Regions from separate parts of the Mus musculus genome. Here all the other regions are linked to region 1. The links are chromatin loops, found by intact Hi-C in ENCODE. Cell type or tissue: left cerebral cortex. All regions are shown on one strand.

Region 1 (5,000 bases):
TGATATACATGTGTATGGGCTTGTATGTGTTTGTGAGCTTTTGTGTCTATGTTTCTGTATGTGTGGGTATGTGTTTGTATCTGTGTATGTGTATCTGTGTGTGTGTGTCCCTCTCTGTGTGTCTGTCTGTGTGTATGTATGTGTTTATGTGTGTAAGGGTATATGTGTGTATGTCTGTGTTTTTTTATATGTGTGTTTGTATGTCTGTATGTATGTTTTTGTGTCTCTGTGTGTATGTGTCTGTATGTATATATGCCTGTGTATCTGTTTCTATGTTTCTATGTGTGTCTGTGTGCGAGTGTATATATGTGTATGTATTTTTGTGTCTCTGTATGTGTGGGTGTGTGGGTGATTCTGTGTGTGTGTGCGTGTGTATGTATATATTATTTTCCCTCTCTTTATTATTTATTATTTTTTTATTTTTTGGCTTTTTCAAGACAGGGTTTCTCTGTGTAGCTCTGGCTGTCCTGGAACTCACTCTGTAGACCAGGCTGGCCTTGAACTCAGAAATCCGCCTGCCTCTGCCTCCCAAGGGCTGGGATTAAAGGCGTGCGGTGCCACCAGCACCTGGCTCTTTTTATTTGTATTTTGAGACAGGGTCTCATTCTGGTCCAGACAGGCCTCAAACTCGTGATGCCCTCTTAGCCTCCCGAGTGCTAGGTTTACAGGTGTGGGCCGCCAACTTGTTCTGTGCCACACACCTGCTGCTTCAGGCAGATGGAACTCCGAATCAATGAGTATTAGCATCACACACACTGAATAATAGCATCAATAGCATAGCAGACATTCCTTGAACTCCATACCTACGAATAAACAGCAGCCTTCTTAACTACACCCTGGTTTGTGGTAAATGATTCTGTAATTCGTTATTATTTTTCAGGTTTGTGGAGACAAACAGTGGGGAGACTGGCGGCCCCACTTGGCTGTGATCCTGTCAAATCAGGCTGGAGATACAGAGTTGTACCAGCGAGCGATTGTCAGCATGGGGGATACCCTGGGTAAGCAGAAATTGGCTTACGCCTTCCCTGGGGCAACTTTCCATGTCTGACATTAGTTTAGTGTTTCCTAGTGTTTCTCAACTTTCCTAATGCTAGCACCTTTGATACAGTTCCTCATGCTGTGGTGACCCCCACCCCAACCCCAACCATAAAACTATTTAGTTGTTACTTTATAACTGTAATCTTGCCGCTGTTAGCCTCCTGGTTAAGAAACCCCAGGGAAAGGTACCTTCATCTGCTTTTGCTATGTTTGTGTGTTTGTTTGTTTTTCCATATCTGTTTCCCAGAATTCCCACTGGGAGCGTTGTGTTTCCATTGCTATATAGCCTCCTCTTCACTTTCTACTTACAGGTGAGGTGCCTTTACCTTGAGCTAACACAGGGGCGTGCCACTTCCTCTTGCCTCGGGGACTTCAGATGGGAAATGCTGCTTTTGCCTAAACCACCTTGGTAGCTTTCTGTCTTTATTTCTATTATCTGTCTGAGAACAGGGCCTTACAAGTGTGGAATGTCTACAGGATATCCAGATCTCTACTTCACAAATTTGGTCTAACTTTTAGAAACCATGGTGTTCTTTGTGGAACGCTGTGAACAACTGCTCTTCTGAATTTGAAGCAGCCCTCTGTAAGGTTGTGACCCAGCTGTCTGCTTGAAAGGGGACCCATGTCTATTGGGCACCAGACTCTGTACTTCACCCGCTGTTAGCCATTTTCTCACTGCTGTGGCAAAATGGCCGACCAAACCAACTTAAGCAAGGGGGTTTCTCTGGCTCACAGTTCTAGGAAACACAGTCTGTCACGGCAGACGGTTGAGATGTGACTAGAGGCCTGGTGTTCACGGCCAGGAAGCAGAGATGGGTGATGGGCTCCTTCCCTCTCTTTCTCTTCACTCCTAGATCCTAGCCCAGAGGATAGTGCCTCCCACACTCCAAATGAGTCCTCCCGATTCAGTTAAACCTTTCTGGAAGCACCCTGAAGGTCACACCCAGAGGTATTTCCTAAGATAGTCTATTCAAGTTGACAATGAAGATTGACTGTCACACCCACTTAATTCGAGTTTAAAGTAGTAGAAAATGTTTGGAGAACATTTAAAAGTCAGGAACAACTTGGTAATTGATGTGATTTTTTATGAGCACAGGAAAAGTCTTCAATCATCCAACTTCAGTAGAGGAAGCAGCCACACCCCACAAGCAGCCACACCCCACAAGGAAGCAGCCACACCCCACAAGGAAGCAGCCACACCCCACAAGGAAGCAGCCACACCCCACAAGGAAGCAGCCACACCCCACAAGGAAGCAGCCACACCCCACAAGCAGCCACACCCCACAAGGAAGCAGCCACACCCCACAAGGAAGCAGCCACACCCCACAAGGAAGCAGCCACACCCCACAAGGAAGCAGCCACACCCCACAAGCAGCCACACCCCACAAGGAAGCAGCCACACCCCACAAGGATGTTTAAAATCCGTTTCTGATGTCCTACTTTACTTAGGTATAGGCATCTTGTCTCGATTCTCAGCCCCAGGAATGACCATGACTTTTAGAAAATTCCCAATGAAAAACTCATCAGGGGGACGTGAAACAGCACACAGCATCCTGGTTGTGGCTGATGAGAACTGAAATGCAGGATCTGAGGTCAGAAACACTGATGCAGGAGGGAAGGAAAGGGAGATGTCACAAGAACTCCCCTGGTTTATTCATATCAGGTTTCCGCTCTGACCCTGGGGTCCACTATTTAACTCTCTGTTCTACTCAGACACTGGGTCCCACAGGGTGTGCCTCACGCCTGGGCTCTTGTTCTCCTCCTGCAGCTGGAAAAGGGCTTGTGGAGGCATCTCACTTCTGCTATCTCATGGCTCATGTGCCCTTTGGTCACTATACGGTGAAGACAGATCATCTGGCCTTGGTGGGCAGTAGCCACAGGTACGTATGTGACTTTTGTAAAGATGATTTGCACGGGTTATTTTAGCCCTTACTGGGTTTCATGGCTTCACTACTCATTTTCTTGTGTAAATTTCCGCTACTGCCCGCTCTTCCTCTCTATCTTCTGCATTAGTCTAGGCAAGGTGACCAGAGGGTGCCACATCACACCACCAGAGGGCCTTTGGTGCTGTTAGTGCTCTTGGTGTGTGTTGAACTCTTCTGGCCACTGGGTGGCAGCCTAGCTCCACAACCAGAGATAACATAGAAAAATGAAGTTTACAATAGTATATTTTGGGCAGCCCTGGGCTTATTCTAGGAGCCTACTTTTTGGGGCCTCCATACTACTTCAATATATTAATTTGGAGCACAAGCTCTTTGGAACCTTCTGCATCAGTCACTTGTTTTCTGGTAGCCACATATCAGGGTGTTTCCCCCCCCCCCCCAAGGACCCCAAAGCCCTGGAGAAAGAGTGAGTTGAAGCAGATAATCTTACCCTGGGTGGTCCTCACTGTTCTGGATCTTTCTACCTCTTTCTCCTTAATAGTTGTGATTTCTGAGCAGTCATGGTATTGCGCTCCTAGAATTCTAGCAGTCAAGAGGTATAGACAGGGGGATTGTAGCAAGGCCAATGCTAGCCAGGGTGGTGCAATGAGTTCTAGGCTAGCCAGCCAGCCAGGGCTACGAACCTGTCTCAAGAGAGAGAAAGAAGACATTTCTGAGATGCAGAGCTATCAGTGTCTTTGCAATGTTTGCTTTGTTACAGATTTACTTTATAAAAAGGTAACTGCACCGGGGAAGCAAGGTATTGAGGGATTGAAAGCCTTGTCTAAGGTAGCCTCTCGGGTGCACCATCAGGATGGACTTGGAGTCTAGACAGTAAGGTTGCAGGAGCAAAAGTTGTAGCTGATATTCCTAATCCTCTACCACCATAGCAATCGGTGCTCCTCACAGATTCTTCTCTTGAGCCTGGGCTCAGATAGAAGAGTCATCTTCTCAAGGCAGTCTGTCTGGGCTAAGCAAGCCCATAAAGGTACCTCGCTTCCTATAGCCCATGTTCATGACTCCTGGGGGAGTTTCTTGAGATATGTTAGCTTCTGGAATTATTCTGATGACTGGAATATAGGGCACCTGGCAAGCTGTAGAGGGGAGACGGCAAGTGTGTGTGTGTGTGTGTGTGTGTGTATGTGTGTGTGTATCACATTCACCTGTTTTCTTTCCTCACTGGCCGGATGAACTTCCTGTGCAAGATCTGTCATTTCTTTCTGGCTCCATTGTCCTCCCCAGTCTGTGCCAGGCCATCTGTGGTGCTCCTGGACTCCACGGCTTCCTCTTTTGCACTTGGCAAGCTCAGGCTGCTCTGTCTTTCCTGGGGCATGCCAGGCTGAGGGCTGAGGGCTGAGGGCTGAGGGCTGAGGGCTGAGGACTGAGGGCTGAGGGCTGAGGGCTGAGGGCTGAGGACTAGTTTTTAGGAGGTTGAAGTGGGAGGTGTTGAAGGGGGATGTTAAGGGAGGTGCAGAGCCTCCTCCTCACAAGCAGGCTCTTCTAGAAGTGCTGGCACTCTCACTTATTGCCCAAACCTAAAGAGATGGAGGTCAAGGAGGAAGTGCAGTCTATCTTGAGCCCACAGGCTCTTTCCTCTTATAGACCTGCCTGAGAGCAGCATCTCCGCCTCACCTCTGTTCTTGTTATTCCCTGCTTTTAGTCAAGAGTTTATGAAATTTGCAACAATTGAGGCTATCCAGCGGACGGAAATCTTCGAGTACTGCCAGATGCTGGGCCGCCCCAAATCCTTCATCCCTTCTTTCCAGGTAACTGAACCCCGAGGGGGGCGGGGCGGGGCGGGGCGGCCATCAGCGATGCTGTGTCTAGGTTGTGGGCAGCCAGGTTCTTAGCCTTGCTGTTTGGCACCTGGTACCACCGGCCAAGTCATCTCCTGCATTTGTCCTCTTTAACGGGAGTGCGGGAAGGCTTAGGGTTTCTTTTTATGTTCCCGGAAGGTCAGAATTTTACAGCATGAAAGCAAACGGTTCAGAAGTCTTTGCTGGAGGCATACATGCGGAAATCTTGCTGCAGTTCTGCCCC
Region 2 (5,000 bases), 1.4 Mb after region 1:
CAGACCAGCTAACATTCACATCGCTTCTGTGTTGAGCCACCAAGCCTCAAAGTGAAAACTCCAATGCAAAGAAGCTAAATTACAAGCATAAGGTATGTGTTTCCTTCACACAAACAATCCATGCATCTCCCTCTCGCCTGAAACAGCAGGGCCACCCCCAGGAGACAACCATGGGCCCTCATACCAACAGCTCTGCGCCAGCTGGGTCACTATAGCATCACTGAATATTTGAGTCCTGATCCAGGAGGGGGATGTGGAGAGGAACAGGGTGATTCCTCAGGGTCTGATAAGGACAAACACTCTGATTTGACCATCACTGGGTATAGGGAAGCAGCCAAAGAGCAGGACAGGGAGCCCCGCCTCTAGGGAACGATACTGATGCAGCTCTTTGCCTGGCTAGGTCTGTGAGATCAAGGCGGCCACACCGAGGTCTCTTTACATCTATGCCATTGTGTGTTCTGCACAACTCTGTGTTCCCTGTGGTCAGAGCTCTTCACCCTGAAGCCTCATTCCATAGATGTCACTCACACAGAAAAGCTAGCAATAGACTCTGAACAATGCCCTGATGGCAGCAGACTTGGGCTATCAGGAAAATCTAGGTAACAGTGTACATTTTTCTATTAAGTAAGCACAAATTTCAAGAGATATTCAACAGGGCTTACAGCTTAGAAAAATAACATAGAAGTTTTAGCGCCATTGCCCAACTGATTTGGAATAGTGCCGCTCAAATAAAAAGAACAGATGAAACGGTTTAATGCACTAAATGGACCCTTTGGGCTTTTTTGACTACAGTTTTTATCTTGAGACCATATTGTGAAATATAAATAGCTACTTATAGCCATTCCCATTTTATAAATCATCAGAGTAAAGTCCTAAGAATTTGAAGTTAATATCTCTGCTAAGGAAAAGTTAGATTTAAATTAGAAATTAATTTAGTTTGAATATCTCCTGATAAATACCTTTCATGTCACTGGTAAGTAAATAAGACTCAAGGGCCAATTTTGTGATGGGCACTTTAGGTACACTACTCTATAGGACCTCTCCTTATTTGTCTTTTGTTTGGGATTTTTTTTCCTACTTTATTTCAAATAGAATCATATACATTCATATGTAATGTAATCATATGTGTGTGTGTGAGTGTGTGTGTATGTGTGTATATATATGTGTATATATATACACATATATATATTTTCCATTTAATTTTTGGTTTGATATAAACATAACTCAGAAAAAAGAAAGCTGACTAGATTGCCAGAGACAGTTGTCTCAGTACGTGTGAGAGAAAGATTTGAGTTCATGTCTGTCTGTCCTGGTCCCCTCCCCCAGACTCTACACTGGGACATGTAAAGCTTGAACACTCAGAGGACCGACTCAAACTCACCTTCATGTCAAGGACAGTTTCTCAGACATCTTTGTGTTCCCCTCAATGACTTGCCACACTTTGCATGGCAAGGCACTCAATAAATATTTGTTGGATGAAGAATTCTGGGCTTGGGTTCCAGCTTACCGTGGATTTAAGGACTCAGTGTCCTGCAGAGCAGGTGGTTACTCAGCTGGGCGACTTCAGGGAACATTTGAAATCAATTACGGGTGCAGAGGAACCTGTTAAAATGTCCTCTTTTGTATATGCCGGGGTTGACGGGGAGGAACGGAAGTTGAAGTGGTAGAAAAGGCTCAAATGCTTTCAGGGTTATGCACTGGACCTTAAAGTGTCCACACCAGAACAGGACAGAAGTTGGCTTATTGAAACACTAAATTCTAATGACCCAACCTAATGGGATCCTGACCTCAAGCTACTCCTAGCTTGCCACATAGCCTCAAAGTGTCAGACCTTTGACTGGCTACCTTTGTGAAGAACCCCACCAGGGAGCATTCCTCTCTGTTGCCACCAGTCTGCTCCAACTCTGGGGAAACAGGCAACTTAAAGTGTGTTCTACCTTTCAGAAAGCCCAGAGGATGACCAGAAGAGTCCCCCCAACCACCCCACCACCACCACCACACACACACACCTGAAGCTTGTGTACCCTGCATTGCCCTCAATCCTCAATAAAAAAGCATTCTTGCAACTCATTCTGGAGTCTGACTTGTTTCAGAAGAATTCGGGAACTTAGAGTGCAGGGAGAGGGTAATTCTAGCTGATTTTGTTTTCTTCAATGCTTGCTAGAGCTACAAGTTAGTCACAACTCAAAAAAAAAAAAAAAAAAAAAAAAAAAAAAAAAAAAAAAAAAAGCAAGCAGCTTTAGCTATCCAGACAGGCCTTTCAAAAAAGGAAAAAGACATATGAAGTGGACCCTGAGGGATGCCTACCAACACATTTTGGGAGAAGGTGATTAAATTACAGCCCAGAGGCTGGGACAGGACAGCCCTCAAGGAAACTAGAGACATTCCCAACTTTGTGGCGTCCCTTGTCTCATGTGCATGGGACAACACTGCCACCTAGTGTCCAGTGTTAAAACTATTCCCTAAGGTCCCATAGCTGTGGGTAGGGGCTTCTGCTAGGACTGGTATTGACTAAATTGTTTGAGGTCTCTGCTGAGGAAAAACTACCCCAAGCATGGCAGGTAGAGGACTTGGAAGCTGATTCGAGTTAAGTAGGCGGAACCTGAGGTTTGAAATCTATTGGCAGAGTGAGATCCAAGTCTTGGCCCACCCTCAGAGGGGCAACAGAAGTGCAGCTACAGGTTTGTGTGTTACTCCCAGCAACTTGACTCCACCTTGTTACTCTGTGTAACTCAAGTCCCACCATACTAGGAACTGATGTACACCATCTTGAGAGGCCGTGCCAGCAGAAGAAAGGAAGATGGATTGTTGAGCACTGTAAAGTTGTGCAAAGAGAGTCAAGTCACTCGAAGTAGAGGCTCTTATTACTGGCGGCTTGATTTTGGTAACCTCATGATCCTTAGCCAGGCTCTTCACCAGGGAAATACCAGCAGCAGAGACAATGGGTAGACATGGATGCTCAATCCTAAACAGTCCACTTGCTGAGCCCAACAAATTGAGGCCCTGCCCCCTGTGGGCTTTTAACCTCCCTTGATAATTTGGGCTGAGTGCAAGTCTGAAGAAAGATAGAGGATAGAACAGGGGGTGTGAAGAGGCTTGGTCGTCATCTGCTTTCCACCTCTTAGAAGCAGACCTAAAAGGGAAGTCCCAGAACACTGCAGGAGCCACTTGCATTTGAGGGAAAGAAACCTTAGAAGGTAAATTGCTAAAAATGATTTCCTGCCCAATTTTACATGCTCCGAGAGGAGAGGAGGGTTCTGATGGGCACTGGAAGATCTGAATGTGTGCTGTGGCAGTATGGAGACAGTGGCTGGTGACAGGCAAGGCAGGGAGGTATGTAGCTCTGAGGATGAGGTTGCCAGAGGTGAAGCAAAGAATAGGAGACTGCAATGGGGAGGTGAGACAGAGGACTGGAGAGGTAAATGACCGAGGTCAGGTGCTATGTTCCTGTATTCCAGGATTGGACTTTAATAACCCCAAGCAATAATCTCCCACATACATTCCTGTTGGATTGTCCTCTTAGGCTGCCTAGCCAGGAAACGGTTCCCAGGTCTCTATGTTGCTACTGCAGGAGGAAGCATAGGCAGATCTGTGTGGGTCTCAAGCGAGACTGAGAGCTCGCAGGCTCCCTAGCAGATGGGCACTAGGAAGCCAGACTAGGCAGCACGGAGATGTCATCTGGGGGAAACTGTGAAGCTGCCAACTCCGATCAGATAATCATCTCATTATTTCTTCCATTTTGGCCCCAGAATAAGGGTTTCCTTCTCCTCTTTCTCTGCCCCCATCTAGCTTACAGCCTGGCCCCTTCTCTCACGCCCTCTCCCACCCAAAACTAAAATAAAGCAAAGCCACATGACTGGAGAGTGCTCAGTGTCTGGGAATCCCAGATTCCAAACGAGAAATCACAGCCAAAGAGGGGGAGACACAGTGTCCACAAGGATGTTCCAGCGACACCCCACTGGAAGAGGCTCCTTCCCTCCAGATTTCTTTGCCTAGTCTGCAACTTATTTGGAGGCACTCAGAAACCTGAATGGATTTTGTTGTCGTTTTGGTTTGTGTTGGGTTTGGGGGGAGGGGTGATTGGTTGGTTGGCTGGTTGGTTGGTTAGTTGGTTGGTTGGTTTGGTTTTTGTTTGTTTGTTGAGGAGATATCAAATGATTCACGAACACCTACTTTGTTCTCCCCACCCCCAAGCCAGTCTCTGACATGTCGCTCATTGCCTCAGTTTCTCCAACAATGTAATGGAACTGACAAACAGGAAAGGGTGTGTGGATAATCCAGATTGGTACCATTATTTTTTCTGATTGTTTTTTAGTTAATGCGTAAAGTAACTTGGTCTCCTTGTGACATTCTTCTGTATATTTGTCCCCACTCCTTTTTTGGTGGGGTGTCTAAATGAATAAGGAGACCCCATGGGGTGAAATATCCTTTCCTCACCCTTGCCTGACATCAACCTCTCCAGATAGGAAAAGAAAAGCAAGGGCTCCAAACGTAGCTCTTCTTTTTGTCATTCTAGGTGTCTCTGTTAATCAAAATAAACACAGGTAACAAGCCCAAATAAATGCCTCTGATTAACCTTATAGAGTTCTCTGTGTTAAACATGCTCTCCTATTTAGGTCTTTCTAACAACAGCCAGAGCTAGAAGCCAGAATCCTGGTCTGCAAGTGTCCACCTTTTCCAGCAGATTTGTTGAGGTCAAGAAAAGGGGATCGAGGGTATAGAACGGGTGCTACCTGTCTTCCTAGTTTCCGGTGGCAGCCTGTTCCCTTGCTGTTTGGACCCAGTTGGGCATTATTCACTGCTACCATCCTTGGTCTGCCGTCTGCTTTTCAGAGGTGCCATGCTAGACTATGAGAAGCAGTGTGACCCCCCCCCCCTTGACAACGAGTGCAAGTCTGTTCCCTTTAAAAAGGGAAAAGATCTTAACGGAGGTCTCCTAAAGTACAAGCACAATGTATAGAACTCTGAGAAATCGCTATTGATAATGAAGCCTCGTGTAG
Region 3 (5,000 bases), 1.6 Mb after region 1:
AATGTCTCCTGACTTTTACAAAACAGGAATAAGACCTAGAACTACTGTCCACCTGGAAGATTGTCACAGACCTCTACCTTCACATTAACAACAGGTTTTTATCCTAAGTGCAATCTGGAGTTCTTTTTGTTAAGGTTCATCTGTCCAGACTGAGTCCTGCTATAGCATGAAGACAATAAACACTGGCTGGAAAGAGGACACTCCAAAAGGAAGGCTATGCCTGGAGCACCAGAGGTAAGTAGAGAGGCATCTCAGTTATTTAGGCCCTAGATGTTTCTGTTTTCTGTGGTATCTGGAAAGTGGCTGTAAAGATAGGAGAAAAACAAACAAATAAACAAACAAAACCAGGAGCAAGGGGGATTTTTTTTTTCAAAATTTCTGGGATAAATCACATTTCCTGAAGAACAACAAATGATCCTGAAAGGGGTTTTCCAGGGTTAACTATAAGGTGGAGGCCAAATGCAAGATTGTTTGTGAGAAAATATCTCTGCAAAACTCCAGGTAGAAAGTTCTGGTCTCCATACAACTTCTTTATCATCCAGGATCTTGGATGCTCCACAATCCCCAACCAGACAGAACATATTCTTAAATAAAAACCTCAGTATTAAGGAATGGGTTGACTCTTTGCATATTGATGGTCAATGGGATTCCTTAATCCTCAAACCATTATAGGCTGTTGCCAATACATTTCATTTCCTACAGAACTTCAGGGTAAGACCCTATTTCTGAAGACACCACACACTGGACTCACAGACAATCAAGCTAGTATTCACTTAGAAGCTTCACCCCTAAAAGCTAGCTTCCATAGTGCTGGAAGATGACATTCATACTATTAGATGGGAAAAATAATAATCACCATTCTAACCCAACTGTAAAGTTGGCAAACTACAACATGATGGGCCTAACAGGACATGCCCACTACTGCAATAGTGGCGCAAACATTATGTGAGTAACCAACCACTCTCACATGTGATCTATGGCCTACTGTCTGAGATAGAAACAGATGCATTGTTAACAGAGCCAAGAACATGAAGTTATATACACACACAAAGGATAACCTAATGCTATTATTCTGATAAATGGACATAGCGTTAAAGTGACTGGTAGTGCTTAATGCTGTTGCTGCAATACAGTGCATCTTTCAACCCATAAGCTGCTGCTTCTAGTAGATGACAGCTAACACAGAGATCCTCAACTGGTCCATATGCAGAGAATAAGAGATTATGGAGTACTCAGTCCTGAATGGAATGTACATATCCCATCCATTCCCTTCAAGACTCCAGGGACTTCACAGACAAGAGGGCAGAAAGACTGTAAGAGCCAGAGGTGAAGTATGACTTCACAAAAACTATGTTTTCTAGATACATGGGGCAGTTGCATATATGAATCCACAGCAATTATGACATCATGCACAAGATGTGTGTAAACTAAAGATAGAGGAAAAACCCCACCATGGAGCAAGAGTGATAGATAGACAATCCCACTGGGATCTGAAAAGCCGTTGGTATTTTCTAACTGCTAAAGGAAGAAAGAATCGGCTTTTCTTAAAGATGTGATCCTTGTAGGTTGATTCCAGGGCAGGGCCCACTCCCCAGAGTACTTGGGCAACGCAAACTTCATACGAAAAAGGAGGAGGAGAGAGGAGGAGGACCAATAGCAGGGTGAAGAGAGAGAACAGGTGAGAAGGAGTGAGAGCAAGAAGGAGAGGGAGGAGAGGGGGAAGGGGAGGGGAGAGAGAGAGAATTCAAAATTGAGTGGATGTGGGTAAGGGGGAATATGTCAGAAATTGGGAAAGGGCAAATATGATCACAATATAATTTATAACATTCTCAAACAATTAATAAACTTGCTTTTTAAAAGAAGTCTAGCCCCTTGGCTTAAGGCCTAAAATTTTGCTTTAGTGAAGGTGTGCTCCTAGGAACACAGGCATCTGCATGCTGCAAATGCAGGGCTCTGACTCGAGCTTTCCTTGGATTTACAGCATCCCTAGAAGATCTGTGCAAGTATTGTAAATTTTAATGTCACTAATATGCTGGTGATCACTTGTCTATACGCCTCCAGCTCCCTGCCCCCAGAAACTCTTCATTTTAGAAAACTTTTATAAAATTCTCTTATGAATTGGTATTGTCTCTAAATACTGGCCGCCATGAGATGCTTAATCACAAGATGAATGAGTTCCTGTCCTTTGCTGGAATAACTCTAGTAATAGAAGAAAACCAGGAAACAAGGCACAAAATAAATGGGAGAGTAACACTAAATGCACATGTTCGGCAAAAAACAAATTATTCAAAAAATAACAAAGAAAAATCTATAATCTATTAAGGCAAAATTATATATATAATTTCATTCAGAGCAGCGCTGACAAATCAGCTCAGAATCAAAAGGCAGCTTTCATTAGAATCACAGGAAACCCTTCTTCCGCTTCCAGATACCGAAAGACCTGTTTTCTGAGCTGTTTGGACTTGTTTCTTTCTCTCGCCATCCAGTATAATCTGTGATTATTTCAGATATGCTTCTCTGACGCAGTTCTTAGAGCCTGAAGCAGCTATGTCGTCATCGCGCTTTGCAGACTTTGGTCTAAGACAGCCCAGCTCTTGACACAGCTGCCTCGAAGGAGAGGCAGGAAAGAAATCCATCAGCTACATCTTCTCCTGCGGAAAAAAGGATTATCAAACTTCTCTTGAGGTAAGAGCACCCTCTGGTGGCCGATGTCTGCATTGTGCGCTGACAGCTCCATCTCAAACTAGACTCAATGCCCATATCCTTCCAGATGGAACCTATTTCACTGATCTCCCTTGGTAGCAAAATGGCCCGCTGGGCTCCAACATATAAAGCCCGAGTTCAAAGCTTTGTGCTACTATTAACTCATGAGTTAATTCAGTCTAATTACCTTCCTGAACCATTTTTACTTAAAATAAGAAAACAATGGCAGATTTGGGATCAAATGAAAACATCTGCTATTTAGTAAAACAAATACAAGCAAGATATTCTACAGTGTTTTGCCAGTCACACACATATCTAAGACCTAAGAACAAAGTTCTTTATTTTATATAAATATTATACTAAATCGTGTGGCATTATATTTCTGGTAGCCTGTTCATATTACACTCTTAAATCTATAACAATAAGTTTTGTGCAGATAGCCGCCTTTGACCTTCATCTATGACCCCGTGTCCATGTTGACTATTACAGCTCTTTGCTTTTGATCTCTTTCCCAAAACCACCTTTCAGAGACTTTTGTTCACAAAGCCATTTCTCAGTTTTGACTCAAGGATGTCTGATAGCCATGATCCGGAATCTACAAGACCCAAAGGTGACATGAACAAGCAGATCTTGGAGCATCCAGAGCCTGCCTGGTACCCTTCAATGTCTCTCACCCTGGTGACCTAAAGCTGCTCATCTTGGTGTCATTGCCGCGATTCTATGAAGTAATGCCCACTTGAGCATGTGGGCTTTCTGTCATCCATCTGCTCTACTTCATCCTATACTATATATCCTATATATTGATCGCCTTTTCATAAAACAAACTCATTACTCTTCCTTAGACAAAATACTCTACACCACCATCATCACCTTCTGGAGTTTTGTTCCCTCCTGCCCACCTTAAAAGCTTTGAGAAGGAAATCTATGATGTTTACAAATTACCAACCTGAAAGTATTTTGTTAGAGCATCCTCCAAAGAATAAGACTCACATAGATCTTTTTTTTATTTTTGTATTAATTAGTTATTTTTTTCATTTACATTTCCAATGCTATCCCATAAGTCCCCCAAACCCTCCCCCCGCCCCAAGCTCCCACTTCTTGGCCCTGGCGTTCCCCTGTACTGAGGCATATAAAGTTTGCAAGACTAATGGGCCTCTCTTTCCAGTGATGGCTGACTAGGCCATCTTCTGATACATATGCAGCTAGAGACACAAGCTCCGGGGGTACTGATTAGTTCATATTGTTCCACCTATAGGGTTGCAGACCCCTTTAGCTCCTTGGGCACTTTCTCTAGCTCCTCCATTGGGGGCCCTGTGTTCCATCCAATAGCTGACTGTGAGCCTCCACTTATGACTCACATAGATCTTAACAGCACACTATAGTTCAACTTCTCACTCACAGTTTACTCTTTCTTCTGGCTTCTCATTTTTAGCAAGTAGCTCCATAATCCACCCAGATGCTCATGCAAAAATCAACAAACAGTCCTTGGCCTTTTCTGTTTTATTCTCTAACTCCATCACCATACCCTACTAATTCCATTTGCCAATGTCACAATTCTTATCACCCCCTTCTATTTCCATGATGGTTGCTGGTACTTAAGCCATCACATCTCTAGCATATTCTTCTAGTCGTCCCTTAATCCTGTTCCTTCTCCCTCCCATTTCTGTCCATACAGCATCCAAAATATACTTACAAAGGCATAACTGATAACAGATGTGAGTATTCACTTTGATCACTCAATGTGGTACCCTTCTGGTTAGCCTATATGACATTATTCAATTGAAATTAATACATGTTTTGGTTTAGAGACCGTATAGAGTCCCACTTCTCACCCATAGTTTAATTTTTATTAATTATTTTGAATTTCCATTCATATATACAGTGTATCTAGATAATTCTATTTCTATATCTATTCCTTGCTCTCCTCTTGTAACTCCCTCCAGGAACATCTAGCGCATCTTCCTGACAACTTTTTGTCCTCTTTTTTATAGTTATCTGTTTGTTTGTTTTTGGTTTAACCTGCTGAGTCCAGTACCTAAGCACATGTGCACTGGGTCATTCACTAGGGTGTGGGGGAGTTACTACTGGCCACATTCCTAAAGAAAAGTGACTCTCTCCCCCTCAAGCAGCCATTAACTGCCAATAGCTCCACAGATTGAGGTGGGGCTCAGGAGATCCCTCCACTATCCATACTGAAATTTCTACTTGGATTGATTTGTATTCATGTCTCGTGTAAATACTCATAACTGCTGTGAGTCCCTGTATGCTACATCTGTATCGTGTCCAAGGGACAGCAT

The links. A loop is a pair of places that touch in the nucleus more often than their neighbours do. Peaks named below come from ENCODE experiments on the same cell type or tissue, not always from the same donor. Only the 100,000 strongest peaks of a DNase experiment are listed, where the experiment ranks them.
Region 2: it touches region 1 in a loop (7-fold over the local background); 10 of 42 quality-filtered maps call a loop at or near these places.
Region 3: it touches region 1 in a loop (7-fold over the local background); 8 of 42 quality-filtered maps call a loop at or near these places.

What each region holds. Positions count from the first base shown.
Region 1 is chr1:157,550,127-157,555,126 of GRCm38, forward strand. It overlaps Sec16b (SEC16 homolog B (S. cerevisiae)), which reads left to right. Exons shown (of 26, transcript NM_001159986.1): 13 at 881-998; 14 at 2,807-2,918; 15 at 4,621-4,726. Among named protein-coding and RNA genes, the nearest start is that of Sec16b, 26 kb to the left of the region's middle. In left cerebral cortex, a CTCF peak has its summit at 3,104 (motif pointing right); DNase peaks (open chromatin) are centred at 3,136, 3,678, 4,287 and 4,446; H3K4me3 peaks cover 194 bases; H3K27ac peaks cover 1,093 bases.
Region 2 is chr1:158,951,307-158,956,306 of GRCm38, forward strand. All of the region lies in intron 2 of Pappa2 (pappalysin 2), which reads right to left. Among named protein-coding and RNA genes, the nearest start is that of Pappa2, 4.4 kb to the right of the region's middle. In left cerebral cortex, a CTCF peak has its summit at 2,435 (motif pointing left); DNase peaks (open chromatin) are centred at 2,428 and 3,684.
Region 3 is chr1:159,132,820-159,137,819 of GRCm38, forward strand. It overlaps 4930562F17Rik (a long non-coding RNA gene), which reads left to right and starts at 1,462. Exons shown (of 4, transcript XR_865669.1): 1 at 1,462-1,678; 2 at 2,508-2,685. In left cerebral cortex, a CTCF peak has its summit at 2,709 (motif pointing left); a DNase peak (open chromatin) is centred at 2,687; H3K4me3 peaks cover 295 bases.